2 separate regions of the Homo sapiens genome follow, and region 1 is linked to region 2. A link is a loop called in an ENCODE intact Hi-C map of the cell type or tissue named here. Cell type or tissue: PC-9. All regions are shown on one strand. Links, peaks and the distances in the headings refer to the core of each region. The heading gives the core; the rest is flanking DNA. Region 1 holds the start of LOC105378858 (a long non-coding RNA gene). Region 2 overlaps ABCA4 (ATP binding cassette subfamily A member 4).

Region 1 (16,130 bases), core at 3,186-11,185, 60 kb after region 2:
ATTCATTCTCGGAAAAAAATGGTATGTAACCAAATCTGACTTTTCCAAATAAATCTGATAATTAACTCTCTGAGAGGACTCACTAACTGCCAGCTTCTGATAGTATTATGTTCTATGCTCTACAAGGACAGGGAGTGTTTTTTAATTGCTATTTTGTGTCTATTAGCTGGTATAGTGATGGCACATAGTAAGTTGTCATTAAATGTTTGTTGAATTAAGTTATAAATAAATGTATACAGTGCAACCCCTAACTTTATGTAAGACACAAAAATCTTTGAATATAACAACCCAATAGTAATATCACATTTATGTTTCTAGTAAGACAGGAGACTGGAAGCCAAGAACAACAGCCCAATGATCCTGGCAGGGAGTTGAGGTCACAGGATGTAAGCTATTTCAGCAAAGGACCCTTGTGTGTCAAAGCATTTTTGGATGCAGCCCAGCTGGGAATTAGGTTTATTTACTTCCTTTCCCCAAAAAGATTTTTCTTCACAATATGCTTAAAGGTGGTTTCTATGGTCTGAATGTGTCTCTCCAAAATGCATACATTGAAAGTTAATCCCCAATACGATAGTATTAAGAGGTGGGGCCTTTAGAAGTTGATTAGGCCATGAGGGCATCATCATCCCCACCAATGAGATTAATGCCCTTATAGAAGAGGCTTCACACAGCAATCAGCACCTTTTGTCCTTCTGCCTTTGACCATGTGAGGACATAGCATTCACCCTTCTGCCATGTGAGGACACAACAGCAAGGTGCCGTCTTGGAAGCAGACAACAAGCCCTTGCCAAACACCCAATCTGCTGGTGCCTTGATCTTGGACTTCTCAGCCTCCAGAACTGTGATATGCAAATTTCTGTTGTCTGTAAGTTATCCAGGCTGTGGTATTTTGTTATAGCAGCAAGAGCAGACTAAGACAGTGGTCACGTAGTTTTTGCTTTGAGTGTGTCCCTAATGACTGATAGATCACAAGGTCATGTGTTCCATTTTGAACTGTTCTAATTGTAAAATGAGTTCTTTTTATAAAGCAGAAATGTGCATCTCAATCTTAGCTTTTGATCGTATTTTTTCCTAAAGGAGCAAATAAATAGTCTAAGTTTAGTCCCTATTTGCTTGCAGTATTTGAGGACAGCTGTCATGTCCCCAATTTTCCTCTTTTCCAGGAGAGGCACCTCCAGTCTTCACCTATTCATCATGTGATTTGGTTTACAGATTCTGGCCCTTCCCTACCTTGTCCAACTCCAGCCTCACCTTTCCCAATTCTATATTCACAATAAGTCACTAAAATTTTGTTAATTATAGTTCCTCAACATTTCTTGAACAAGTTCTCAGTGCTCCATCATCACTGCCAACTGGTATATGTCTACATTCTTCTTAAATTACACATTTAATTATTACACGTTCTACTTCAAATGTAATCTGACCAATGACAACTTCAATGTAATTCCAAGGGAGCCTGGTAACATTAGGGAAGCTCTGAACAGTGCTGGACACATTATTTTATGAGGAGCCTTATCTGATAAAAGCTTAGCCCAAATAAGTTTATGAGCTTTAAAAAAAAAAAAAAATCCCTCTTCAGCATCAAATGTAACTTAAAAAAGAGGCAAGTGGTGAGGAAAGAAAAGCCCTATTCAAAGGATAACCAAAAGAATGTGTAACTTACACAACCCACTCAACTCCCTCATGCTAGAAAATTGTCTTTATCACATGAAGTCTTACAGGATCCCAAAATAATGTAGGGCTTTCTCTAGATTAGGCATTAATTTCTGGAGCTAGCTAGAACCATTTTGTTGTTACAAAGCTAATTACAAATATTCAGTTAAATATTTAGTCTCACATCTCCAGGGTGTCCCTTGAATGGTGCTAGTTTTGAAGGAGGCAACAAAGTCCGACAATCACAGTGCTGGGTGGAAAATTTTTCTAACTTTAAATTCAAGGCATTTATTTAAATGAATAAATTTCCATAATATGTAGCATGCATAGTATTTTTTTTTAAACACCTGAATTTTGAGGTGAGTTAAATCTGACAGTGTATTCTCCAAGAGATCTTTGGGACCCTTTGAGGAAGGATCCTATGAGGAAGGGATGTAGCCAGGTAGAATAGGACTGGAATAGTCTGTGGTATAAAGTGAAAAAGAGGCTGGGCGCGGTGGCTCACGCCTGTAATCCCAGCACTTTGGGAGGCCGAGGCGGGTGGATCACCTGAGGTCAGGAATTTCAGACCAGCCTGGCCAACATGGTGAAACCCTGTCTCTACTAAAAATACAAAAATCAGCTGAACATGGTGGCGCATGCCTGTAACCCTACTCGGGAGGCTGAGGCATGAGAATCGCTTGAACCCAGGAGGCGGAGGTTGCAGTGAGCTGAGATCACACCACTGTACTCCAGCCTGGGTGACAGAGTGAGGCTTTGTCTCAAAATAATAATAATAATAATAATAATAATAATAATAATAATAGTAATAATAATAAGTGAAGAAGAAAGAATGTCAAAGTAAAAAGTAACTTACAACAAAGAGATATAGTTCAGGTGCTACCTTCTCCTACTTGCTGTATGGCAAGTCTTTGAAGCCATTAAAAGAGAGTTCAAAACACCTACCCTGCCTTTCTGAGGATCATGAGACAGACTATATCAAAGTGCCCCAAAGCACATTTGTAAAATACTTAACAAGAATAAATAAGACTGGGTTAAATGTATACATCAACTTGGGAGAGAACTGCCATCTTTATAATACTGAACCTTTCAATCTACACAAATGATATATTATTCTATTTGGTTATTTAATTTTTGCCAAAAATATTTTGTGTATTTCAGATGTACATCTCTACGTTATCTCTCCTTAGATTTCCTAAGTATTTGATGTTTTGATGTTATTTTAAATAATATCATTTCATAAATTCCATTTCCTGTTTGGTGTTAATATATAAGTGACTTGTGAATACTGAATTTTAAGCATTTTTTTTTCTAAATTCACCTCCAATTCAAATTCTAATAGGTTATAAATGCTTTTAAATTTTCCATGTAATAATTATATTATTTGCAAACAATGACTATTTCACTTCTTCTTTTCCAATCTTTATGCCTTTCATTTCTTTTTCTTGCCTTATTTTATGGCTAGAATCTCTAGTACAATGTTGACTAGAAGTTGTAATTGTAGGTATTCTTGTGTGATTCCCAATCTCAGGGCCAAACCTTTAAATATTTTACCACTAAATAGTCTCCTGAAGAGTGTTTCTCTATCAGTTTAGGGAAGTCATATCTACAGTTTGCTAAGTGTATTTTTAAAAATCATACATAGCTGTTGAATTTTATAAAATCTTTTTTTAAATTTGCATTTATTTATTGAGATAGCTATACTTTTCTCCTTTTAAGAAAATTAATGTGGTAAATTATGTTGACTGATTTTTCAAATGTTAAACCACTTTTGCACACACAAAAAAGTCACCCACTTGGTAGTAATATACGGTTCTTTTAATATACTGAGAGTTGCTTTTCTGTATATTGTGATGTCTTTGTCAGGTTTTGGCATCAAGGTGAGGATGAACTTTTAGAGTCTGGAAGTATTCTCTTTTTTTATTTACTGGAAGAATTTGCTTAAGATTGGGGTAATGTGTTCCTTAAATGTTTGAAAGGATTCACTGGTGAGGCTTTACATTTTCCTTGTGGAAATGTCTTAAATAACTGATTCAATTTCCACTAGTAGATGGGGACTCTCCAGATTTTTTGTCAGTTTATTTTGTCCTTAATTTTGTTCTTATTCAAATTTTCAAATTGGTGTTAAGTTGTTCATTATATCATCATATCTTTCAATGTTTGTAGAGTCTCTAGTAATATTTTTTTCATTCCTGATGTTATTTTTCCTCTTCTTTGATTGATTAGTTTTACTGGGGGTTTATCAATTTTCTTAACCTTTTCAAAGAGTCAGTCCTTAGCTTTATTATTTTTCTTTAATTTTGTTTTGTTTTACTGGTTTCCGGGTTTCACCATGTTGGCCAGGTTGGTCTCGAACTCCTGACCTCAGGTGATCCACCCACCTCGGCCTCCCAAAGAGCTGGTATTACAGGCGTGAGCCACCACGCCCAGCCTCTTCTTGCTTCTTAAGATAAAGTTTAATTGATTTTAACCTTTCAACCTTCCAAGACATGTAGTGAAGGCTAAGAATCTCTCTCCAGGCATTGCTTTAGCTGCAGCCAATTTTTGATATGGCACGTCTTCACTACTGTTCAGTTTGAAATATTTTCTAGTGTCTGTTATTTCTTCTTTGATCCACAGATCATTTAGAAGTGTGTTCTGTTTAATCTCCAGGCAGTTGAGGATTTTTCTAGTTATCTTTTGTTACTGATTTCCAGCATAATTTCCCTAAGGTCAGAGAGCATATTTTGAATAATTTCAACCCTCTGAAATGTTTTGAGGCTTTCTGTATGGCCTGCTTATTGTCAATTTTGGTAAAATTTAAATATGAGCTTAAATGAGATATGAATTTTGTCACGGTTGACAGTGTTCTCTGTATGTCAGTTAGGTTAAGTTTGTTAACTGTGGTCTTGATTTTATTTTTGTCTCTTCAGAGGTGTGTTAAAGCAACCCTTATGATTATGGACTTGTCCATTTTTCCTTTTAGCTGTCTATTTTTGCCTTATATATTTTGAAATGATCTTATTTTGAATTTTGAAATCTTCTTCGTGGATTGACTTCTTTATCATTATGGAATATCTCTCTTTATCTCCAGTAATCCTCCTTGACTTAAAATCTGTGTTATCTGACATTAGTATGGCTATACCAGTTTTTTCATTGGTTCCAAGGTGTATCCTTTTCAATCCTTGCACTTCCTGTGCACCTTTATTTAAGGCGTGTCTGTTCTAGACAGGATGTAGGTAGATTTTGTTTTTTTCCTAGTCCAACAACAGTAGGTTAGTACTCAGAATGTTTGGTCAATTTTCATTTAATGTGATTACTAATTTAAGCAGGTTTATATCTACCATCCTACTATTTACTTTCTATTTAACCCACTGTTTCATTTATCCTTTTTTCTTCAATCTTGCCTTTCTTTGAATTACCCTAGTATTCTATTTTCCCGTCTTTTAACTTCTTTTTGATGTTACAAAACACATCTTGATAAATTTAATACAAATTATTGCTTTTACCACTTTCTTGATAGTGCTAGAACTTTATAATACTTTAACTCCAGCTTTTTGCCTTTTCCATTATGGCTGTCATGCATTTTAATTCTGCATAAATTTTATACTTCTCAATATTAGTATTGTTTTGTAACAGTTGATGTTCATTATATTTACCTTTTCTAGAGGTCGTCATCCTTTTCTTTCTTTCTGTTTTTTTTTTTTTTTTTTTGAGTTTTGCTCTTGTTGCCCAGGCTGAAATGCAATGGCATGATCTTGGCTCACTGCAACCTCCACCTCCTGGGTTCAAGCGATTCTCCTGCCTCAGCCTCCCAAGTAGCTGGGATTACAGGCATGCACCATCACGCCCAGCTAATTTTGCATTCATCCTTTTCTTCATTTCTGTATTTCCATCTGGGATTACTTTCCTTCTATCTAATGACCTCCCATCAGAATTTCAATTAATGTAAGGCTGTTGGTAACTAATTCTCCTTTCTGTCTGAAAACATCTGTATTTCACCTAAATTTCTGAAGGATATTTTTACTCTAGATAGAATTCTTTTCCCCCCCAGCACTCTAGAGAGGTCTCCTAGGTAATGGGGTTTAAATGCCTCCTTGCTGACATTCATAACAGTGACATAATAAAAATACTGCAATTGCTTAATGCAGTGATTTTAGATTTTCAGCACCTAGAAACATCTCTTTCATTTTAAATTCAAAGGCATAGACTCAGGCTCAGAACTTGAAAGATTGTACAGACCATCTATCTCAATTTCCTACCTAATAATAATCCTGGTAGATGGTTACTTAGTTTTTGACTTAACGCTTCCCAGTTTTGAGGGAATTCACCAAATCAGAAGATAATGTATCTAAAAACAGTCCTAATCATAAATGGCTTCCTTCTAGAATACTAAGGTTAAACCTGCCAACCTTTACCTCCTTCTGTCCAAAGGAGCAAGGAAGCCGGGAATCCTTGTTTTCACTTACACTATTTGTCCTCAGGTTTCCATGGTAAGCATCCCTTTCTCTACGCTTCCCAACTCCACATTCACAGTGAGTCACTAATCCCTGTCAATTGCGCTTCTAAAAATAAACTGGAATTTAGGTCATCATCCCCACAGAGGGTGGCTTAATGAAGGACCTATTTCTCACGTGGATTGCTGACCCTTTTCCTGATTATGAGCAGAAGCTAAGTGATCTCCTTCAAGCTCTATTCCATATGCTTATGTCTTCAACAGCTCTCCATCACAGCACTGTTTTCTAAACTGTTCTTCTGGGACAGAGGGTGGAGGGGTGGACTTGTTAATTCTGTCATCTGCTGTGTTGTTCTCTCATTAACAAAATTTAACCTACAAAACTCACTGCAACCCAGAACTTCAGCAATTTTAGACACAAAGGTTTTAATTAAATGAATAAACTTTTATACATACACACTAAAAGTTACATTGGAGTTGGGATGTGATAACCCTTAACTTCAATTTCCTTGCAACTAGAATGAAAAAATACAGTCTGAAAGTATATGATTTATAGCAGCTCTGACCTAAAAATGAAGATGAAGGAATTTAGAAGTGATACAGAATTTATAATAAAGACACCTGAGTTGAAGTCTTACCACCCTTTCTTATTAAGTATATGACCTATAGTAAGTTATTTAACTTCTTTGAAGTCTATTTGCTTGTCTGAAAAAGGCAGTTAAGAATACCTGCTGCATTAGTCGGGGTTCTCTAGAGGGACAGAACTAATAGGATATTAGGGAGTTCATTAAGTATTAACTTACACAATCACAGGGTCCCACAATAGGATGTCTGCAAGCTGAGGAGCAAGGAGAGCCAATCTGAGTCTCAAAACTGAAGAACTTGGAGTCTGATGTTCGAGAGCAGGAAGCATCCCGCACGGGACAAAGATGTAGGCTGGGAGGCTAGGCCAATCTCTCCTTTTCACATTTTTCTGCCTGCTTTTATTTGCTGGCAGCTGATTAGATGGTGTCCACTCAGATTAAGGGTGGGTCTGCCTTTTCCAGCCCACTGACTCAAATATTAATCTCCTTTGGCAACACCCTCACAGACACAGCCAGGATCAATATTTTGTATCCTTCAATCCAATCAAGTTGACACTCAGTATTAACCATCACAAGTCTACTGCTTGTCAACTTGAACCCATACACATCTCCTGAGATCATACATAATATTCAAATAAAGACAATAACAAGGTCATAATTACAATTCACATAATACAACTATCCTTCGTACAACCGGAAATGCACCAATCCCCAACCCAAACACTATTACATAAAGTTAACACTGCTTAAATGCTGATATGAAGTCAATAAATCTTCTGTCACATGATAAAGGGAAAGGTTTTTGTTTGTTTGTTTTTGAGACGGAGTCTCGCTCTGTCGCCCAGGCTGGAGTGCAGTGGCGCGATCTCGGCTCACTGCAAGCTCCGCCTCCCGGGTTCATGCCATTCTCCTGCCTCAGAATCCTGAGTAGCTGGGACTACAGGAGCCCGCCACCATGCCTGGCTAATTTTTTTGTATTTTCAGTAGAGATGGCGTTTCGCCGTGTTAGCCAGGATGGTCTTGATCTCCTGACCTGGTGATCCGCCCGCCTCAGCCTCCCAAACTGCTGGGATTATAGGTGGGAGCCACCACACCCAGCCAAAATAAAGATATTTTCTTAGTACAAGTGCATACATTCACAAACATGTTTTTAGCAAAAGAAGGAGGAAATACTCATGACAATTACAGCCTCCCTTCTACAGCTGGTCACATGGTCATAGCTGATGACTCTTTTTCTACTACCCATTCTGTATTCTCTTTGCTTTCAGCAAGCACCTCAGCAGGTTGTGTTTTTTTCCTGGTGGAGTGACCCAAACCGTCATTCCTGAGGGGTCTGAGCCATTTGTAGTCCTGCCTGGATTGGGCTGCTGTAGTTTCCTATTGACCTTAATCACAGAGCATGGTAATACTAATGGACGCCCTAATGGATCTCCTGTGTTCCATGCATACTCTTTCTTACTTCTGTTGTGGAGTAGTAGACTGATTTCATCTTGATAGTCCAGGTCAATCACCCCAGCCAACACTGCAACTCCTTTCTTAGCCTGTTGACTTAAAGGTAGGAGGAGCCCAAAGTGTCCAGTTGGCAATCTTAACTTCCAGTTTAATGAAATTGTTGTGTCTCCTGGTGGCAGCATTCCTCCCTCTGGAACTAAGACCTCTAGGCCAGCAGAACGTAATGTCGCGGGAAGAGGAAGCAAGAATTTTGCTAGTGGGTCACTAGGGGTGATGGTGAGTGGTGCCACTTGCACTTCCACCCCTTGATTCCTGGACCCGTGAATCGTGGCTATAGGAGAAAGAGTACCATATATTGGATGCTGATTCAGAGCACACACGGCCTTCTGGAGAACTTTGCCCCAGCCCTGCAAAGTATTGTCACCTAGTTGGCATTTTAATTGTGACTTCAAAAGGCCATTCCGTCATTCTATCAATCCAGCTACTTCAGGATGATGGGGAACATGATAAGACCAGTGAATTCCAGGAGCATGAGCCCACTGCCACTCTTCTTTAGCTGTAAAGTGAGTGCCTTGGTCAGAGGCAATGCTGTGTGGAATACCATGATGGTGGGTAAGGCATTCCACGAGTTCACAGATAGTTGTCTTGGCAGAGTACTGCATGCAGGATAGGCAAACCCATATCTGGAGTAGATGTCTATTCCAGTGAGGACAAACCTCTTTCCTTTCCATGATGGAAGAGGTCCAATATAATCAACCTGCCACCAGGTAGCTTGCTGATCACCCCAAGGAATGGGGCTGATCATCGAGGGCTCAGTGTTGGTCTCTGCTGCTGGCAAATTGGGCACTCAGTAGTGGCGTAGCCAGGTCAGCCTTGGTGAGTGGAAGTCCATGTTGCTGAGCCCATGCGTAACCTCCATCCCTGCCACCATGGCCACTTTGTTCATGGGTCTGTTGGGCGATGAGAGGGGTGGCTGGGGAAAGAGACTGAGTGGTATCCACAGAATGGGTCATTCTATCCACTTGATTATTAAAATCTGCCGTTGCTGAGGTCACCCGTTGGTGAGCACTCACATGGGATACAAATATCTTCACGGTTTTTGGCCACTCAGAGAGGTCCATCCACATTCCTCTTCCTCAAATATGTCACCAATTTTCCAATCATGCTTCTTCCACTGATTCAAATGTTAATGTAGTGACTTGATGACCCATAGTCAAATATTCAGTTTCCACCAAAGCCCAGTAACAGGCCAAGAGTTGTCTCTCAAATGGAGAGCAGTTATCTTCAGAAGATGGCAGGGCCTTGCTCCAAAATCCTAGAGGCCTCTGCTGTGATTCACCTATGGCAGCCTGCCAAAGGCTCCAAGAAGCATCCCTATCTGCCACTGACACCTCAAGTACCAGTGGATCTGCTGGATCATATGGCCCAAGTGGGACAGCAGCTTCCACAGCAGCCTGGACCTGTTGCAGATCCTTCTTCTGTTCTGGAACCCACTAAAAACTGGCAGCCTTTCAGGTCACTCGATAAATGGGCCAGAGTAATACACCCAAATGAGGAATGTGTTGCCTCTAAAATCCAAATAGGCCCACTAGGCATTGTGCCTTTTTCTTGGTTGTAGGAGGGGCCAAATGCAGCAACTTATCCTTCACCTTAGAAGGAATATCTCAACAGGCCCCACACCACTGGACCCCTAGAAATTTTACTGAGGTAGAAGTTCCCCGAATTTTAGTCAGATTTATTTCCCATTCTCTGGCACATAAATGTCCTACCAATAAATCCAGTGTGTTTGCTACTTCTTGCCCACTGGATCCAATCAGCATAATGTCATCAATGTAATGGGCCAGTGTGATATCTTGCGGAAGTGAAAAGAAATCTAGGTCTCTGTGAATAAGATTATGACACATAGCCGGAGAGTTGATATACCTCTGAGGAAAGACAGTAAAGGTATATTGCCAGCCTTGCCAGCTGAAGGCAAATTGCTTCTGGTGGGCCTTATGGACAGGAATGGAGAAAAAGGCATTTGCCAAGTCAATGGCTGCATACCAGGTACCAGGAGATGTGTTAATTTCCTCAAGCAATCAAACCACATCTGCTATAGCAACTGCAATTGAAGTCACCACTTCGTTAAGCTTACAATAATCCACTGTCATTCTCCAAGATCCATCTGTCTTCTGCACAGGCCAAATGAGAAAGTTGAACAGGGGTTTGGTGGGAATCACCACCCCTACATCTTTCAAGTTCTTGATGGCAGCACTAATCTCTGCAATCCTTCCAGGGATGCAATATTGTTTTTGATTTACTACTTTTCTAGGTAGAGGCGGCTGTAATGGCTTACATTTGGCCTTTCCCACCATAATATCCCTCATCCTACCAGTCAGGGAGCCAACACGGGGGTTCTGCCAGCTGCTAAATGTCTATGCCAATTGTGCATTCTGGCACTGGGGAAATGACCACAGGATGAGTCTGGGGACCCACTGGACCCACTGTAAGTCGGACCTGAGCTAAAATTCCACCTGATCTCCATAAGCCCCTACTTTAACTGGAGGACCACATGACGTTTTTGGGTCCCCTGGAATCAATGTCAGCTCAGAGCCAGTGTCCAGTAGTCCCCGAAATGTCTGATCCTTTCCTTTTCCCCAATGCACTGTTACCCTGGTAAAAGGCCAGAGATCTCTTTGGGGAAGGATGGGAGAAAGATTCACTGCATAAATTGTCAGTAATGTGGTGTCCTTCCTCAAGGGGTTCTGGCTTCCCCTTCATTCAAGGGGTTCTGGGTCTGTGAGCTGGCTCAAGTCTGGAAATTGATTGAGTGGCCATGATTCTCTGTTTTTATAATTCAAATTAGTCTTTTGTCCATTCAACCTAGAAATTTCCTGCTTGTATAAATTAAGTAGGAATGCAGTAGGCCTCCTATCCATTTCATTTCTAGGAACACCATGATTAATTAGCCAAGGCCAGAGCTCTAGACACATCAGACTATTCTGATTGTCGCTTTGCCTCTGCTATCCGTTATGGTAACTACGCCCACCTTGCCTTTGATGGTTGAGTGTCACCACTTGGCCCCCGCTACCTCGGGATCCAATTATTCCCATTGTATTTAAATTTTGTAGTTGAGTGACTGCAGTTCCCATCATTAGATCTGACACACAGAGAAGAGCAATTACAGCAATTACAGGGCTCTTCAAAGATGCAGGTGCTGCCCTTACAAATCTATTCCACAACTCAGTGTCCCTAGTTTCATCAGGGGGATCTGGCAGTCCCACATGTCCCCATTCCAAGTTTCAGGGTCCCATTCTTTTCCAGTAGATGCCCTCACTTTAACAGTAAACACCTGGTGCATGCATCTTTTGTTACAAGTCAGCCACTCACATGATAAGAGCTTGTGTTTGTTTTTCCACAATTTCAGCTCTTTCTGTTCAGGAGATAAGATTCTCACTCAGGGCAGTCTTAGCAGATTTGAGGCTATCTGTTTCTGAAGCTGGGAGACAGAATCCCTGAGTTCATAATTTTCTTTCATCACTTTGTCCACTGAACATAGGAACAACCAACCAGCTTCATTATGTTCCTTGGTTCTCCACATATGGTGAAAGGTATTATGCATAGAGTCACTAAACTTGACTCTCACGAGTAATGAATCAGGAGGGTCAAATGCATTTATTTTGCATAACTCTCTAAACAGTTCACACCAAGGACTATCAGTGTTCTCCATACTATTAGAAGTAGAGTCCTTAGCATTTTGGGTTCTAATCATATTAAGCAGCCAACTCCAGAAACCCCAAACCAATGAAAGAACTCCATCCTTAATATTCTGTTCCTCTAGAACCACTCCCAATACCAAAATCTGTATTAGTCAGGGTTCTCTAGAGGGACAGAATAGGACACGCACACACACACACACACACACACAAATATATGGAGAGTTTATTAAGTATGAACTTACACAAACACAAGGTCCCACAATAGGATGTCTGCAGGCTGAGGAGGAAGGAGAGCCAGTCCAAGTCCCAAAACTGAAGAACCTGGAGTCCAATTTTCAAGGGCAGGAAGCATCCAGCATGGGACAAAGATGTAGGCTGGGAGGCTAGGCCAGTCTATCTTTTTCATTTTTCTGCCTGCTTTATTTTCGCTGGCAGCTGATTAGATGGTGTCCACTCAGATTAAGGGTGGGTCTGCCTTTCCCCAGCCCACTGAGTCCAATGTTAACCTCCTTTGGCAACACCCTCACAGACACACCCAGGATCAATACTTTGTAACCTTCAATCTAATAAAGTTGACAGTATTAACCATCACACCTGCCTAAGTAAAGATTAAATGAGATGATCATCACAACGCATATTTGTTGCTGTTGTTGTTTAAAAAAGTGAATGGAGGGCCAGGTGTCGTGACTCACACCTGTAATCCCAGCACTTTGGGAGGCCGAGGCAGGCAGCCCACTCAAAGTGAGTAGTTCGAGACCAACCTGGCCAACATGGTGAAACCTTGTCTCTACTAAAAATACAAAAATTAGTGGGTGTGGTTGCGTTCACCTGTAATCCCAGGTACTCGGGAGGCTGAGGCAAGAGAATCGCTTGAACCGGGAAGGCAGAGGTTGCAGTGAGCCGAGATAGCGCAACTGCACTCCAGCCTGGGTGACACAGCAAGACTTCGTGTCAAGAACAAAAAACAAAAAACAAACAAAAAAAGTGAATGAAGGGAAAAATAGATTAAGTTTTCAATGTAACATTGTTCATAGTAGGAAGAAAACCTGAAAGCAACCTAAATGCCCATCAACAGTGGGATTAATACATTGTAGTATAAACCCAGTAAAATACTTTAGTTTTTTAAAAAATGAAAATAAACTATAGTTACAATTGTATAGGTAGCTTTTTTTGTTTTAAAGCCAAGGAAGGATTAACATAAAATTCAAGATAGTGGTTACACCTGCTGTGAGAAGTGACAGGCATGTGATCAGGAAGGGGCATCCTGGTGGTTCCTTAACATCCTGATGAGGGTGTTGGGGCAAATGGGAATTCGTTTTATAATCATTCTTTAAATGATACATATATATGTACACACTGCTGCATTTATGACTCAGTTTTAAAACAAAAAAATCATTTAAAACTCTCATTGAATCTTAATCATGAGACTTATGTATCTATACTTGGAGATGGAGAATATGTAGACCTTGGTTCACCGTCCTAGTCTCCTGTGTTGAATCACAACACATTCTACTCATTTTTTGGCAACTACTAGATGAACTCTTACAACTTTGATTAAAATAATTGATACAGAAGATTTATTTTGCTGGCAGTAGATCTCAAAAAGCAAATTTCTGGTATAAAATGATCTACAGAGAATTTGGCAGATGGCAACTACTGTGTGTCAGGTCTGTGTCTACAACTGTAAATAAGATCTTGCCATTCTTATAGTCAGGCTGTGTTATAGTCATCCCGATCTTTTTTTTTTTTTTTTTTTTTTGAGACAGAGTCTCACTCTGTCACCCAGGCTGGAGTGCAGTGGTGTGATCTCGGCTCACTGCAACCTCTGCCTCCCAAGTTCAAGCAATTCTCCTGCCTCAGCCTCCTGAATAGCTGGGATTACAGGCACACACTACTACGCCTGGCTAATTTTTGTATATTTAGTAGAGACGGGGTTTCACCATGTTGGTCAGGCTGGTCTTGAACTCCTGACCTCGTGATCCACCCGCCTTGACCTCCCAAAGTGCTGGGATTACAGGCATGAACCACTATGCCCGGCCTGATTTTTAAATTTCAGTGCTGTATTCACTTATCAATGAGCAATGCCTCATTGGTAACGGTCACTATTCATCTCATTTCCAGTACTGTCAACACTATAAAAGGAAGACTTACAATATCCTGTAACGAATGGGCATGACTGCATCCAGAAATCTGAGACAGGTTTTCATGTCATGTACAGCTTTTTGTTAATTGTTTAAAGCTGAAGATGAACTCAAATAAAACTTGTAACTCAGAAGCATAGCCAATTAGTCGTTTAATCTATTTTCTGAACTGCATGCTTATTTTATGGATGCAGAGTAGATTGGTTGAGTGTGAGGACACTTAAAAATAGCATGATACAGTTATTGTAGGAAGTATTAATATTTAAAAATTGTTACAGCCAAGACCAAAAAGTGAGAACCACAATTCAATATTTTCTATAAATTTCATAAATGTCTATGTTTAAACATTCCTGGTAAATATGTATAATCGTACACTTTTAAACTTTCTCTGATAAATTCAGTGAGTATTCAATAATTGCTCATTATCAAAAGGTTGTGAATTTGTCTCTCTTCCAGCCAGATGACAGGAGCCTAGGATTCCAATGGTGTGCTCAGGACTGACATCACTGGGGTCAAAGATTCAGCTGCCATGGTCCAGGCTCCAGGCTGGGGAGGATGTTAGGGATTGGTGTGGTCAGGACCAGCGCTGCTATGACTGCGGATTTATTTGGCATATTTGGGACTGGGTGTGATGAGACAGCAGCTGGCATGTCAAGAGGTTGAGGGAGGGAGGAAGAATGAACAAATTATTTAGGATTATGGGAGTCAGGTTTCTATGAGAGAAGGAAGTTACAAAGATGGAAAGGGAGACTAGATTAACCTCAAAGGATTGAATTGAAGGTGTCAATGTGAACTCAAAGTTTTCAATACGTATGTATATAAATAGATATAGAAGTAGGTGACTATTCTTGAATGTGTGTAGACACACGTTTTCCTTTGAGCTGTTCACCAATAAGACAGTGAGCCTTTCTCAGGTCTTCATTTCCATATACCATTTCCCATTTAAAGAAACCAGGGCTCCTTGGAAAAAAGGGCTAATTCTAGACTTGGGGTAGGGAGTAGGAAAAAGTGTAAGATGAGCTCGTAAAAAAAATAAGAGGGGAAAAAGCAATGAGGCATCTCTAAGGAACACAGAAGCCAGCTTGAAGAGACTCCCAAAAACCAAATCGGGGAAAATTTCAGCATGAAAATAAGTGACAATAATACACTGTCACTGAATAAAGCAGGCATTCATGAATCTATACTGATTTAAGTGAATGAAGGAATAGAGAAGGAAGAGCTCTTCCTTACAGTAGTAGGATGCCAACCAAGGCAGAAGCCACGGACTCACCATTTGACAACCAAAATAGTAATTGGTTCAGTCAAGAATTGTCAATAGACTAGCCCGTGACAATTCGATGAGAAACAATACATTTACAATCTTTAAGAATCTCCTCACAAATTACTTCCTAATTCTAATTTTACAATGGAGAAACCTGGTATATACTATCTGAACCAAGTGACCAAAATTAATACTATCAGGTATAAGACAAATTGACATTGTGTGCATCCTGGCATGACACATTTGAGTATAGAGCATCATTTCTGTAGTATTGGACAAAAATGTCTATCCTAAACCTTATGGGTCTTATCTAATGATAAACCAAAACTGAGGAACTTTCTACAAACTGGCCAATCCTCCTCAAGTGTCAAGGTCAAAGACAAGTCTGAAAAGATGTTCTGGACTGAATGAAACAAGAGATAGGGCAACTAAATGCACTATGTGGTCCTGGATTGGGATGCTGAAACACAGGAACATTACTGAGGCAATCAAAATCAGCAGATTGAATGTGGTCTATGGATTAGATATCATGATGTCAATGTCAATCTCCTAAGTTTGATGGTTGTACTATGGTTACGTAGGAATGCCCTTGTCTTAAGGAAACACACAGTAGATAGAGGTAATAATGCAAAAAATATTTTGGTTGGGATTACATTGAATCTACAAATGTAAATGAACATCTTTACACGACTGAGTCTTCTAATTCGTGTACATTATGGAGTACTACATTTATTTAAGATCTCCTTAAATGCTTCCTGACATGGTCTAACATTTTCTCCATCAAGATCTTGTACATCTTTTGTTAGACTTATTCTTAGGTAGAGTATTTTGTATTTTTTAATGATATTGAAGAGATCTTTCTAAAAACTTCCATTTCTGTTAGTTGCTGATATCTAGGAATACAAC
Region 2 (13,949 bases), core at 2,240-10,239:
CCGTGGTTAACTGAGGCCGACTACGGCAGAGCTTTCTCCTCTGGGCCATCTCCCGGTCCACTGCAGGCTCTGTCGCTCACCAGCTTTGTTAAGAGAACAGGAGAGAGAAAGCATCTCCACACCACGGTGGTCTCATGGGTGATCAAATGAAAGTTCTTTGGACCCTCAGAGGTGTGTGGGGTACTATTATTATGCGTGGTCTATAGAGACTGAGGTGGTAAATTAAACTCTAGGTCAGTGATTCTCAATCTTGGCCGGACATTGGACTTATCTGGGAAGCTTTTTAACACAGTGAAGTCAAGGCTGCACCCTAGGCCAGCTGACTCAGAATCTCTGGGAGTGGGGGCCAGGCATTTGTAGGACACATTGAATCACTGGGGAAGCTTCTAAAAGCTACCGCTCGGGGGGACAAATGCTGCTGGTGTTGGCCCTTTCTAGGCTGCACTGCTGTGAAATGTCCTGTTTGCTTGTCTCTGGTCTGGCTGTGAGTTCAGTGAGGGTGGAAGGTTCACATTTGGAGCCTTGGCCTCAGCACAGTGCCCGGCCCTTCACAGGTGCCTGATGCAGGTTTGAGTGCCTGCATACAGAAACCGAGAAAGCAAGCCCCCAGGACCCGTCTGAGGTCTGCAAGGGTGACAGGTCAAGGTAGCCCAGGGTTTGTGAATGCTAGCATTTGCCAAGGCAGCATGTGAAGACGTAAGGAAAGACTTGGTCTTTCTTGTCTGATAAAGAAACATTTGGAAGCCAGTGTCCTGAGTTTTGGTTCTAGTCTCCAATGGAAAGTTTTACCCAGGTGCCGATTTACCCTACTATCTCTGGCATTGACATCCCAGAATCAATGGTCATGTCCTGGGAGGTAAATTTACCTATACTGGTGGCCAAGGTGCTTCAAGAAGGGAAGAATGATGCTGCTCCCTTCATGGTGACGAGAGGATTGCACGAACCTGGGTACCCAGGCCCTGCCTGCAAAGCCCAGGTGCACAGACATTGCTCATTCTGCCCATTCTACAAAGCATGCGGGCCCTGGACACCTGAGAGGGAGCCTCTGGTGGCTCTGCAAACACCAGCACTGGACTCCTGGCTGTGCTGGTATTCAGCTGCCTGGAATAAGGGACCTTTGTTGCCTCACTCTTCTGTCTGATTCTGAAAACAAGTCAAGGAGCGTGTCTAAAATCAAGTTCTTTTTGAAACTTTGGATAGAGACATTTGGACTACATTGCTTTTTATTTTTCCTACAGTGTGGTGAGCCAAGAGACCTTTTCTGGGGTCCTGGGCTCTCACTGATGGTGGCATCCCTAGGCTCTGACCCTTCATACTCACTCTGGGGCCCCACCCTGACGAGCTGGGAAAATCGTAGAGTAACTTTCCACGGAAAGTCACACATTGAAGGGGATTAAGCGTGGACCGTGCCAGAAACTGCGGTGTCTTATTTCATGTTGCTTCATTTTTAAAAGCCTTCAGCTTGCTTTTTAAGACAAGCTGAAAGTGAGTTTCCTGGGACTTGAGAGAGCAGTCATGAAACAGACAAAACACAGTTCCTCAATCAAGTTCTTAGTGACTGACATTCCCTACAACACAGTTCTAGAAATTAAAATGTAGGCAAAAGAAAAAAAACATAATTCCATGCTAGAAATATTATATATGCCACCTTCTCTGAAGGATTCTAATTTTGAGTGTTTCTGAAAGTGTGGCCTACAATGGTCTTCATCAGAATCGCCTAAGGTAACAGGATAGATTCTGGGCCTGGCCTGGTTCTTCTGAATCACAGTGATTGGGGGTGGGGATTTAGCACTTGCATCTTTTACCAACTTCTCTGATGGGTTTTTTTGGTTTGTTTGTTTGTTTGTTTTTATTGAGACGGAGTCTTGCTCTGTCACCCAGGCTGGAGTGCAGTGGCGCAATCTCGGCTCACTGCAAGCTCCGCCTCCCGGGTTCACGCCATTCTCCGGCCTCAGCCTCCTCAGTAGCTGGGATTACAGGCGCCCGCCACCACACCTGGCTAATTTTTGTGTGTGTGTGTTTTTTAGTAGAGACGGGGTTTCACCGTGTTAGCCAGGATGGTCTCTATCTCCTGACCTCATGATCCGCCCGCCTCGGCCTCCCAAAGTGCTGGGATTACAGGCGTGAGCCACTGCGCCCGGCCCTCTGATGGTTTTTATGCACTTTGCAGTGTGAAAACCTCTGCTCTACACCTCCTTTATCTAATTCCTTCTCATCTTATCCTTCTAGCAAAGGAGGAGATATTTTCAGGTCCCAAGCAGTCTGTCTGGGATGCAGTTCTAGAACAAAGGGTTGAGCTAGATCAGGGCTTTCCAAATTTTTGAGACTATGAAACTTTCTCTGTCGTTTTTTCTCTCTAGAAACACCAACCATTGAGGTTGAGACCATTTCCAGAGGAAGAAGCATGGGGCCATCATTTATTAAAATTTATGAAATGTTTTGCGTATACTTTTCTTGTATAATTCCTACCACTCTGTAAAGTATTATATTTGTTTTATAGATGAGTACTGGGACCAGAAAAGGTTCAATATCTTACCATGATCACCTGGCTAGGAAATAGCAGGTCAGGGAGTCAAACCAGGCCTCCTCCTTCCTTTACCACTCTGTTAGAGGAGGTAAAGGGGATTATCCCCACATTTAGAGTGGACACAAACATGCCACAGCCACATACCTAATGGTGAACCTCATAGTGACTTCTGGGTCCCTGGGCCACTGTTCTAGAAATACTATCAGTTGTGATTTTTTGAGCCCTGGGAGCCTGGAGCTTTTGCAAGGATTGTCCAGAACACCAGGCTCACGCCCTCCCCAAGGTCAATTCGTGAGGCTCTGCTACCCCAGGAATCACCTTGCAATTGGCGAGCAGCCAAACCCCTCCCTTACCACACGGAAGAGCTTGAAGAAGTCCACGTTGGCATACAGAGTGTCTTCTATCCACTGTAGGGTGCCCTGGGAGAGGGAGCACAGGGCATAGCGCACCGTCTTTGCCCCGCGTCTCTGGCTGAAGATGATGAAGCGCTCCAGGAGGGCCTCGCTGCAGGCGATGTCCTTCAGCGCCAGGTCCGGGACTCCATGAGCGAACTGCAGGGAGAAGAGGCAACACTAGAAACTGCCCTGTGGTAGGAAAGACACCCACGTCCTAACCCACAGAACCTGGGAATACCTTGTGTTACATGGCGACAGGAATTAAGATCGCAGATGGGATTAAAGCCACTGATTAGCTGATTTTAAAATAAGGAGATTATTTTGGCTTTTCTAGGTGGGCCCCTGTGTAATCACAAGGGTCCCTTAAATGTAGAAGAGGGAGGCAGAAGAAACAGAGTCATGTGATGTGAGAAAGACTTGATAAGCCCCCACTGGCCTTGGAGATGGAAGCAGACCACTAGCCAAAGAATGTGGCGTGTCTCTGGAGGCTGAAGGAGGCAGGAAAATGGATTTTTCTCTAGAACTCCGCAGTAAGGAATGCAGTCCTGCTGATGCCCTAACTTTCAGACTTGTGACCTCCAGAACTGTAAGATAATGCATCTGTGTTGTTTGAAGCCACTAAGTTTGTGGTAATTTATGACAGCAGCAACAGGAAACCAATACAATCCCCATACCTCATCTTATCAGAGTGCCATTTACAATTCAAGGGATCCCCTTCTTACAGCATGATGTTACAGTACCATCAAGGCTTCCTCTCTGAAGGTGGGGTTGAGAAGTAGCTAGAACAAATTTGCTCTTGGATTTAGCAAACAAAAGCACCAGATGCCCAGTCGAATCTGAATTTCAGATAAATGAATACTTTTTAGTACAAATATGTCCCAAATAGGGACCGAATAGAACACAATTATTTGAAAAAATTATTTGTTGTTTATCTGAAGTTCGAATTTAACTAGACACCCTGCATCTATCTTGTCTGCAGGCCCTAAGCCCTGCAGAGTGCACATTCTGCAGCTCCTAGGTAGCTCAAGGATAGTGGTTCTTGAAGTACAACCCTCGTGATGGCCTCTCGAGGATCAGGTGGCAGGGGAGAGGCCTGGACCTTGGCCAGGGACCTGTGGCCACCCAGCACCTTAACTGGCTCCTAGAGTCCTGGACTCCCATAGCATTGGACAGACACTGAGTACCGTGGGCAAATTCGTGAGATTCCCGGGGCACCACAGTCTCCCATGACATCTAACGACGTGGCTCTCTGGGCTGGAGGGCAGAACAGGCCTGAGCTCTGCCACCTCCTACACTGTCCAGACTACACATGGCAGCCTGGTCCCCACACGAGGCACAGGTTACAGCTGACCATGAGTCGGTGTGGACACTTTCGATCTCAGGGACCCATAAAACATAGTGAAACCAGAGCACTGAAGAGGGTGTGTTAAGAATAGCCACTAAAAGCAGCTAGTATTTACTGAGAGTTTACTATGTGTCAGGCGCCCTTCCAAGTGTTCACATATATTATTTCTTTTAACTTCAACTGCCATGCTGGTAGGCACTTTTACTATTTCCATTTTACAAATGAGGAAACGAGAGGCACAGAGTGGTTAATTAACTTGCCTGAAGTCACATAGCTAAGTGTGTGGCCTTGTGAGATTTGAACCCAGAGCTTAACCATCACCTGTTAACTCTCCAGTGAGTAGGGAAGAGGGAGAAGGCAGGACAAAGAAGGGTGGGTTTATAAATTATTTCACTGAGGAGGCAACATCTGAGCTGGGCCTTGAAGCATGTCCAGGAGTTTACTGGGCTGGGGGTGAGCCAGAGAACTGTGCCCCTGTCATCTTCTAATTCCCTAGATGGAGAGAGGGAATGGTGAGGTTCCTTCTGAGCTGTGCTAAGACCCCAGGCAGAAAGGACCAGGAGGGGTATCCAGTCCTGATGGTAAAGGACACAAATCCATGTTCAATGAGCATGAGTGACAACACAGAGGCGAGCTCCCATGTTGGACAGCGCCCAGAGAGAACGTTGCCATCGTGATGGACAGTTCTGGGAACAGTGCTGATAAGGAGCCCCGGAACTGGATGGAGGTGGAGATACAGATCAGGAGCTAGAAGACAGGTGAGCCCACAAGGCAAAGCATCCTGGGAAGTGGGCAGGGAGGGCCGGGTTGGCTGGAACGTGCCTCTGCGAAGCGCAGATGGCTCAGCGTTTGCTAATCAGCAGAGCATCAGCTCATCAGAGCCAGCAACATGAAATAAAGGCACAACCTGGTGACCCCGGCCTCCATTCTCCAACATGAAAGGCCTTGGCACTGATGCCAGAAGCACAGTACTAGAGATCTAAATGTCACATTAGTAAGGAACTGGAAAGAAATTTCCCCGAAATTCCTGTCCTTATCTTCATCTCCCTTTTATTACCAACTGGAAGTCATCAAGGCATTGTCAGGACTTGAGTTTTACGAGCTGAAGAGAAAGCAAAGGGGAAAATGAGCAATCGGTGCCGACAGCACCCCCTCTGTGGGGGTGGGAGAGGAAGCTAAACAGGGCCTGGCCGGAGCCGCACCACCCAGGGCCTGGGCACTGCAGGCGCCAAGCTCACCCTGCCTCCAGGCTGACCCTAGGTTCCCCTTGTCTAGTTTCGGTGAAAACCTCAGGGTCTGAGAAGCCAGAAAAGCAGGTATGAGCTCCTTCATTGTGCAGGGAACCAGTGTGAGAACCTGCTTCCAGGAGCTGGTGCTGACCAGGTGGGGTGGGGTCCCTCACTCCTCTGGACTCAGACAGCACCCTGTGCAGACCTTGATCTCAGGGTTAACACAGGCTCTGAAGTTCTGTTTATGTCTCGTTCTCTCCTGGAGTCTGGAGGAGGATCAGACCCAGCCAGGAGGGAGTCGGGAGGGTGTCTGGGATATCAGCTGCTGCAGATCTAGCATTCTCGCTGTGTTCATCACACTGAAGAAGCTGGGCGGGGAGCCCAGAAGGCCCAGAGGACAGCTGCAGCTCTCACACCTGAGCCTGCGGAATCACCTGGAGGGCTTGTGAAGCACAGATTGCTAGGCCTTATCCCAGGGCTTTGGACCCAGTTCACCTGGAGTGGGCCCTGATAATTTGCATTCCTAACAAGCTCCCAGGCATCGCTGATGCTGCTGGTCTCTGGGCTTTGAGAGCCACAGGACTGAAGTAAGAAACACTGGATTAGGATTGAGAGGACCTGGATTCCATCTGGCTCTGACAATTTCTAGCCCTGTAACTGTGCACAAATCACCCCATCACCAGACGCGCAAGCCTCCTTCTCTGACCCATCTCAGGATTGTTGTGAGGAGTAAGGGAGCTAAGGGATGTGCAAGTCGTGAGTTAGTGGTAAGAATGCTCTGCATAAATAGAGGAGATTATTTAAAGGGGTTAGATAAATTGGGGGCGTATACACAGGTCAGAAATGTGCCAGGGGATAGAAGAAGGAGTTTGCCTGGTGCTGAGAAGGAAGTGGTCCAGGAAAGCAGAAGTGGGCTCTTCTGCAGCATCTCAGGTTCTGTAGCCTCGGGACGCCACCCCAGCACTTGCCAGCACTGTGCTGGCAGCTTCCAAGCCCGGAACTCCCCTCTCACTTACTGTGTGGCTGACAGACAACTCTGCTCAAATACCACCTCCTCAGGAAGGCCTTCCTGAGCATCCCCCTTAAACCTGCCCCTCCGTCCCTCTCTAACCCTCGACTCTACCGGATTTTCCTTGCAGCACCCATCACAGCCAGAAGTCACACAGCGGAGTCTCTGCTTACCTGAGCATCGCCTGTGGCCCCACTGGAATGGAAGCTCCCTGGCCTGGGGTTTTGCCTGTCTGGTTCACACTGTGTTCTAGTACCTACAACTGTCCCTAAATATTTGAGTAATAAATGAATAGATTTCTGTTTCCTCATCTATAAAGAGAAGGTTGTGCCCCATGATCTCTAAGGTTCCTTCCAGTTATAAAAACCTGAGATGTTTTAAGGTCACCAGGATGTGTACAGCTTCGAATCCTATGTTGAAAATGATCACGATCTCAAGTGATCCCCCGGTTTTTTTCTAAATACAAGGCATTAAGTGATGGATTCTGAATGTGAACACAAGGAAGAAAGAAGAAAAAAGCCAATATATTTCTTGCCTTTCTCAGGCTGGGTGCTTCCCTCCCCTCCAGGGACCACTGGCCAGTGACATCCCCCTACCTGCTCTGGACGGACTTGAGAGTTGATCAGAAGGTAGACCACTGAGTCAGACAGGCCGATGTTTTTAATGAGAAATAGTGTCAGTGTTTCTTCATCTTTCAAGATATCCCTTATTCGTATTCCTCTTCCTACATATGAATAAGAGAAAGAACAGGGTGTTGAAGGGGAAATGGGTCAAAAAAAGGAAAACAGCCAGAGTCGATTGGAAACACTTGTAACTCAACTCTCAGAGGAAGGTTCTGTTCTTGGGGTCTCTGGGAGCCCCTAGAGGTGAGGCTCTTGCCAGTGGGCTGCCCCCAACACATTGACTGCTGAAGCAGCTGGGCCCAATTTAGTAAGAAGGTGGAAAAAGTTAGCCAGGGCTGGATGGGGGTGTCAGATGCTTTGTGGGGTTGGTCTAGGACAGTGCTTCTCATTGAGGTGGGGCTGGGGAACTGAAACAGGGGAATTTCATCCTCCTGGAAATATTTGGCAAGATCTAAAGACATTTCTGGGTGTCACAACTGGGGAGGTGCTGGTGGGTAGAGGCCAGAGATGCTGCTAAACATCCTGCAAGGCCCAAGACACTCCTCCCTCCCCCACACAAAGGATTATCTAGCCCCAAGTGTCAGTGATGCTGAGGCTGAGAAACTCTGGTCTAGGATTGGAGGAGACACGTGCTCTTCCCACACCGCAGCTGTCACAGGGTAGAGGACCCCTCTGGGTGTTTCTATCATCTCAGCTTGGGCTGAGATGCTCAGGGCACTGACATGGACTAAGAGAAATGAGTTGGGGCCATTAAGGGCAGGAAAAGCTCCAGGTAGAAAGAGGAGAGCCAGGCACATGCCGGGGCTTGCCTGATGAGCCCTAGTCAAGCTCCCTCCAGCTCCTCTCAACACCTGTGGGAAGCAGGGTTTCTTTATAAGGAGGCATAAAGAACACCTAACAGTTAAGGTGACCTTGGGGCAAGTGATTGAGCCTGTCCCCGTGTCTGCATTTTCCACATCTACCTCATAGGATTGTTGATGCGGGGTAAGGAATGTGAAGTGCTTAGCTCCCAGGCCTCAAAACAGCACTCAATAAATGCTTATTATGATCGAATTAATATAATTCTTACCCCTCCTGGGAGATTCACACAAGCACCCTCCTCCTCGGCTGGCTTCCAGGGCCAATGCTTGGCCTCAACCCTGCTAGTGCTATAGTTCATGAGGCTCTGGCCAGAGAAGAGCCTTATGGGCCTGGATGTCTACGAAGGGACTTCAACACAAAGGGAAAGCACTGGGGTGCGTGAAAATGCCAATCTCTTCACCCCGAGTGCTTCAGGGGCATGGGTGACTGTTTATCTCCCAGTTCTTCTCTAACTAGCTTTAACCATCACATGTCCCCATTCTTTCCTGGTCCCAATTCCACGGCATCCCATCCTCTTCCTCTCCAAATTCTCCCCTCCCCCAGTGGCCAAGAGGCCTGCCCCTGTGTGCTGGACAGCCACCCTTCTCATCCCCAGGTTGTGCCTTTCCCTGAACAGCACCATATCCGGATTTATGTTGCAGCTAGTTTCCTCTGGAAGGGTCTTGCGCCAACCCCACAGGCCTGTCCATGCAGCTGGGGCAGGGGAAGCCGGTCTTGAAGTTCGACCACACAGTGGCACAGTGGCTTCTCTCACAGTAATGGGTTCCCTGAGAGTGGTGCCCACTGTCACTCCCCTTTGCATAGGAAAGATCCAAGGACTTTGGGGAAAGCTGGACACAGGGCCCGAAGGGAGGAGGAGGGCTCTGAGAAGGGCTGCTCCCTTATATTCTAGTCTTCCCTCTTCAAAAACATAAATCCGGCTGTCTTCCAAACCCAGCCCTCCTGCTTTTCCTCCTGTCCCTGGGTGCCAGCTCCATTGTTCTTTTCCCAATTACCCCTTCATACACAGCCTTGTACACTCTCACTCCACCAACACCATCCCCAACACACGCACACACACACGCATGCACACACATGCACACACACATGCACACATGCGCACACATGCACACGCACGCATATGCAGACATACACACATGGGAGATCTCTTGAGAGTTGGGGGCTATGGCTCCTGCTTTTATTATACTCCTCATTGTACCTAGCAATGCTGGGTGCACAGATGCAAGCCCTTGAAGTCACCTCTCTCTGACACCCAGCATTAAAGACTGACATCCAATCAGAGTCTCAATAAATGTCTGTTGAATGACATGAGGCATTCAGTAAATAACTGTTGTCTTGACCTGACAGTCAGGACTCCATTTGACTGTTTATCTCTTCGTTATTCTTTAACTCACTCACCTGACCTTACATACAAATATCTTGCTGGGGAGAAGGGGCAAAACAAGAAAAGCTGGGAGTGATGTTGCCCAGGCTTGGCACACAAGACCACCCAGGAGACAGGGCTGCTGTGGCTCTGGGGGGGAAGGGGGAGTGTGCTGGCTTCTGGTACACCTGAGGAGGGCGGGGGCCCAGGTGAAGAGGAGGCCGATACCAGACAGAAGCTTCCCTAGACTCCTGAGGGAGAAATGTGAACTGGGAGCCTGAGGAAAGAAAAATAAATTTCGTTTAAAATGTGGTTCTTCTTGTTCCCTTCCCTGGGAAGATTAGAGGCTTGGGGGTGGGGCTGCTGAGGCCCCAGGAGCTGAGGGTGGGGGTGGGAGGGAAGCCAGGAGAATGTAGGAGGCTCCCGGGAAGAAGGTGTTTTAAAGATGATTGAGAGACCACAGAGCTTGCTTCGAGGGAGAGGGAAGGGGGCTCCATGCCTGGTCTTTTACCATTAATCCTCCCTGCTGAGAATGCAGTACTGCAGGTTTGCCATGAAAGAAAACCTCTGCCTGGGTCAACCAGCGGCATACCTTCCCAGGTGGCTGTGCAGAAGCACGCACCAGCACCAGCCCCGCCACCCCCACCCGCTCGCTTTCAAAGGTGGGCTCTTCTGCCACATTGGCCTGAGGAGTCCGTGCTCACAGTGAGCAGCGCCCCGGTGAATCTCAACAGACTGAAACAGCCTGTGTTCCTGACAGTGCCCTTCAGGCCCTGGCCTGGGATTTCCTCAAAGACCGTGTCCCTTACTTGGGGATGGACCCCTGTTCCCTCTCACAGCCTCTAAGGCCAGGGATCTTGCAGAGCCCCCATTCCTAGGGGGCCGTGGCCAACCTTTCCTGAGCCCTTGTCCCCAGATTTGCTCTGTTAGGGACTTCTCACAGCCCGAAGCCTGCAGAAGGAACCGCCTGCATACCAATTCAAAATCAGTCCTGCTCTGGGGTTAAGAAGTAGTGATTTTGGTTCTCATATCCACATTGTAAAAGCCACAGAGAAACTGTGGTTTGAAATTACTTCCTTCACACTTCCTCCCAGCAGGACTCAATCTGATGATCAGGCACTTAAGTGAAATGTCTGCCTCATCATCAAACCCACTGGATGCATGAGGTATGTCATCCCGCCAGGAGCTGGACAGCCCACGTCTGCATCTGTTTGTTTAAATTAGGAAAAAAACACCTTCTGGTTGGTACACAGGGGAAGGGGGATTTCTTACTATTAAAATGGTAATTGTACTCATACCATATAAGGTTCCTCAAACTTGGGCTCACTAAAATAAACTTCTACCCAGGGCAACAAAGAATGGAGTGTTTGTAATGCAGTTTGTAGAAGTTACTACATAAAATCTATGGTTTACTAGTTTGAAACAATGAGAACGTAATTCAGCATCTTCATACACCAATCTGGTCATACGCCTGTCCTTTCTCACTTGGATGGGGAGAGAGGGCTTCAGAAGGTGGCCAGATGGGAGGAGGATCAGATTCTCCTCGGAGAAGTTTCCCCTGTTGACTCTCCTGTGCTCCTGAATCCCCTCCTTCCCTCCACTGGGCCCCACACGCGCTGTGGTCATTTTCTGCTCACTCATCTCTCACCTTCTGCCCTGTGAGCCCTCTGAGGGCTGGCATTTGCCTGACTCATCTCTCCACCCCCAGAGACTAGCCCAGTGCCTGGCTCACAGGAGGCACTGAAGGTCGACTGAATGTTGAAGGAGCTGCACGCATGCACGGGAAGGTGCCCCCGGGGCTGATTTCAACCATTCTCCCACATTTCTTGTTTGGAACCTGCAGCAGAAGCTGTTCTATCAATACAGCCTCTCCCATTCCCCTGGTAGACCCCTTGGTGACCCCTTTCTCATCCCTGTTAACCTCTAAGGTCATCCTTAGAGTCAACTCCCTAATCCTAGGAGCACACATCTCCCAGAAGCCCCTAACAGCTGCTTTCGTGGCCTCTGAGCCCCGTTTCCTGGGCAATCTCCCCCAGAGCAGCCTTTCCTCAGAGGGCACGCTCCACACCCAAAGCTGCAGCAACCCCTGGATTTTGGGGGGCTTTACTTCCTCACGACCACTCTTTTCCTCTGCTCTTGCAAGTGGGATCCAGTGGCCATGTCCAGTCCCTCTAGCCATCCACAGAGGAGCCTACTACACACGTGACAGCACACAACACCCACTCACACTTTGTAAAGGCACATTGGTGTTATTACTTTCGGATTGTTTCTTGTTCTTCTCCTGGGGAGGAGAGACACAGGAGAGGGAGCCTCTTCATCCTTTCTCTTCACTCTTCCTGACTCCAGGTGGCTCCCACCCTGGTGCCCAGCTCCTGCCATCTTCCTGCACAACCGTGGTGTCCGTGTGGGGCCAACATCATCACCTCCCATTTCCTCCTTCCCCTCACCATGCACCTGCACCTTTGCCCCACTTCACCATGGCCGCATCTGGGGGCCAGTCATCACCCACCCTACCTTCGAAATCCTGAATTCACATATTTCACTTTCTGACCACAGCCATTAACCTTTTCATCTTGTTCATTTTCTCAATCACTTAAACAGGGTCATGGCACCCACTGAGACTTCTATTCCCTTGCCTCTTCATTTCCCCCAGTCCATTTCCGTGCTCATCTGCCTTCTCATCCTTCCTCGTGCAGCCTGGACTTGATGCATGTAGTCCAGTCCCTGCCTTCAGCCCGCTGCCTGTTGACCTTCTGTGGTGCCTCCATACACACCCCCAGCCCTGCATCACCCACTCTCCACTTGCTCTGCCTCGGGGCCTGGGTGCTAAATATTACTGGGAGAAATAGTACAATTATGCATATTTATGTCATGATAATACATGATCTCTGACCTCCCTGGCTCCTTAATGATAGTTGGCCTTGCTGCTTCATGTTCCTGGTTAGCTCTCGCTCTAGAACTCTGTGAGAGTTGCTCTATATCTTTACGAAACTCTGTAAACTCGTCTCCCCTGCTTCTAGCCCTTGACCTAGCCTCATACTTCCCATAGTGCCATCTCTCTTAGCATTCTTTCTGTCTCTAGACTTAACGTGGATGAGACCTTTCCTGCCTTCCTTCCCAACTTCCTACCTTCCAGGCTTCTGTGGAGGAAGAGGCATCTTCACCAAGGTGATGTTCAAGCCGCCTCCAGACCCCATCCCTTCCTGCCTCCGCTAGTATATTTTTCACCAACTCTCCCTGTTCTTTCCTATATCTTCAGTCTCTCCATAGGTGAGGGAAATGATGCTTGAGAGCACTGCAGTCATGCTTACCTGCAATTCTCTCCGGGTGAGTCCGGAGGGTGTCCATGAATTGGGACAAGATGTGTAGCTCTGTCCAAATACGGCCAAGGTGCTGGCTCTCTGGTGCATTCATGAGGAGTTCTTGAAAATCTCGATATACCCTTGCCAAGCTGTAAGGACAAAGCCTCATTAATAAGGAAATAGCTGTTATTTTTATAACAGTAATAATATCTCATGCTATTTTTTTTTTTTATCTCGCTCTGTCACCCAGGCTGGAGTGCAGTGGCGTGATCTCGGCTCACTGCAAGCTCTGCCCCCCGGGTTCACGCTATTCTCCTGCCTCAGCCTCCCGAGTAGCTGGGACTACAGGCGCCCGCCACCACACCCAGCTAATTTTTTATATTTTTAGTAGAGACGGGGCTTCATCGTGTTAGCCAGGATGGTCTCGATCTCCTGACCTCGTGATCCACCCGCCTCAGCCTCCCAAAGTGCTGGGATTACAGGCATGAGCCACCGTGCTTGGCCATCTCATGCTATATTTAAAGATACTATGTGTCTGGCCTAGCTACTACATTGAGTATCCTTACAATACTGCCAAGGCAGGAGAAAGAGATAATTTTACTTCCTTGTACATATAGGCTAACTGACAAGGATGGTGAGCGATCTATTCAGTCTCCCAGTTTTGGCAGGGTCTGCTCGCCTCTCGGTCCCATGCTCTGTGTGTCTCTTGCCCAGAGAAGCCTTAAACAGGGTGACATTGGTGGATATCACTGGAGGGTTTATCCAGTTTTTACCCAATTCTCTGAGACCTGCCCTTCCACCCATTCACGCAGGTAGGCTCTGACAGCCATGCTTCATCCACAAGGACCTCCCTGCACACACACATTGGCACGCATGCACATGCACGCCTCTGCCAAGGCTGATGGGACAGGGAGAATAAAGCTGGGTCAACCCGATTTGTTCCCAGGAATTTGGATGGTGTTCAGAGATGAGCTTCTGATTGCCCAGGCCGAGGTATTGTGAATTGCATGAACAATGGCAGCCCAGGCATTGAGGAGCAGGGGAGACTGGTCCATGGAGAGAGGTGAATGGAGTAGATACAGAGGCCAGGGCTGGCAGGCCCAGATGGAAGAGAGTTGAGGAAGCAGCTCCTGACAGCTCTCCAGGTCTTGGCCTGCCTCTCCTGAGCCCCGCCTTGCTGCCCTTGGCTCTGTGAGAATGTCTAGTATCCAAATCATAGATTTCCTTCTGGGGTTTAAGATTGCTTGAATGGGTTTCCGTGCCTTGCAAGCAAAAGAACCTTGAATAAGCCAATA

Evidence for each region. Hi-C counts contacts between places; a loop is a spot of excess contacts. Peaks named below come from ENCODE experiments on the same cell type or tissue, not always from the same donor. Only the 100,000 strongest peaks of a DNase experiment are listed, where the experiment ranks them.
Region 1: it touches region 2 in a loop (3-fold over the local background); 6 of 110 quality-filtered maps call a loop at or near these places.

What each region holds. Positions count from the first base shown.
Region 1 is chr1:94,154,807-94,170,936 of GRCh38, forward strand. LOC105378858 (a long non-coding RNA gene) reads right to left here and starts at 6,922. Exons shown (of 4, transcript XR_947605.4): 1 at 6,892-6,922. ARHGAP29 (Rho GTPase activating protein 29) reads right to left here. Exons shown (of 23, transcript NM_004815.4): 23 at 14,099-16,130. RefSeq lists a silencer at 207-501. In PC-9, for the core only: no CTCF peak of the experiment used is centred there; DNase peaks (open chromatin) are centred at 6,205, 8,673, 9,268 and 9,518.
Region 2 is chr1:94,095,914-94,109,862 of GRCh38, forward strand. ABCA4 (ATP binding cassette subfamily A member 4) reads right to left here. Exons shown (of 50, transcript NM_000350.3): 4 at 12,664-12,803; 5 at 7,102-7,229; 6 at 2,881-3,078. Among named protein-coding and RNA genes, the nearest start is that of ABCA4, 18 kb to the right of the region's middle. RefSeq lists enhancers at 5,478-5,978, 10,590-11,091, 11,092-11,591. In PC-9, for the core only: no CTCF peak of the experiment used is centred there; DNase peaks (open chromatin) are centred at 5,348, 5,838 and 9,758; H3K27ac peaks cover 5,104 bases.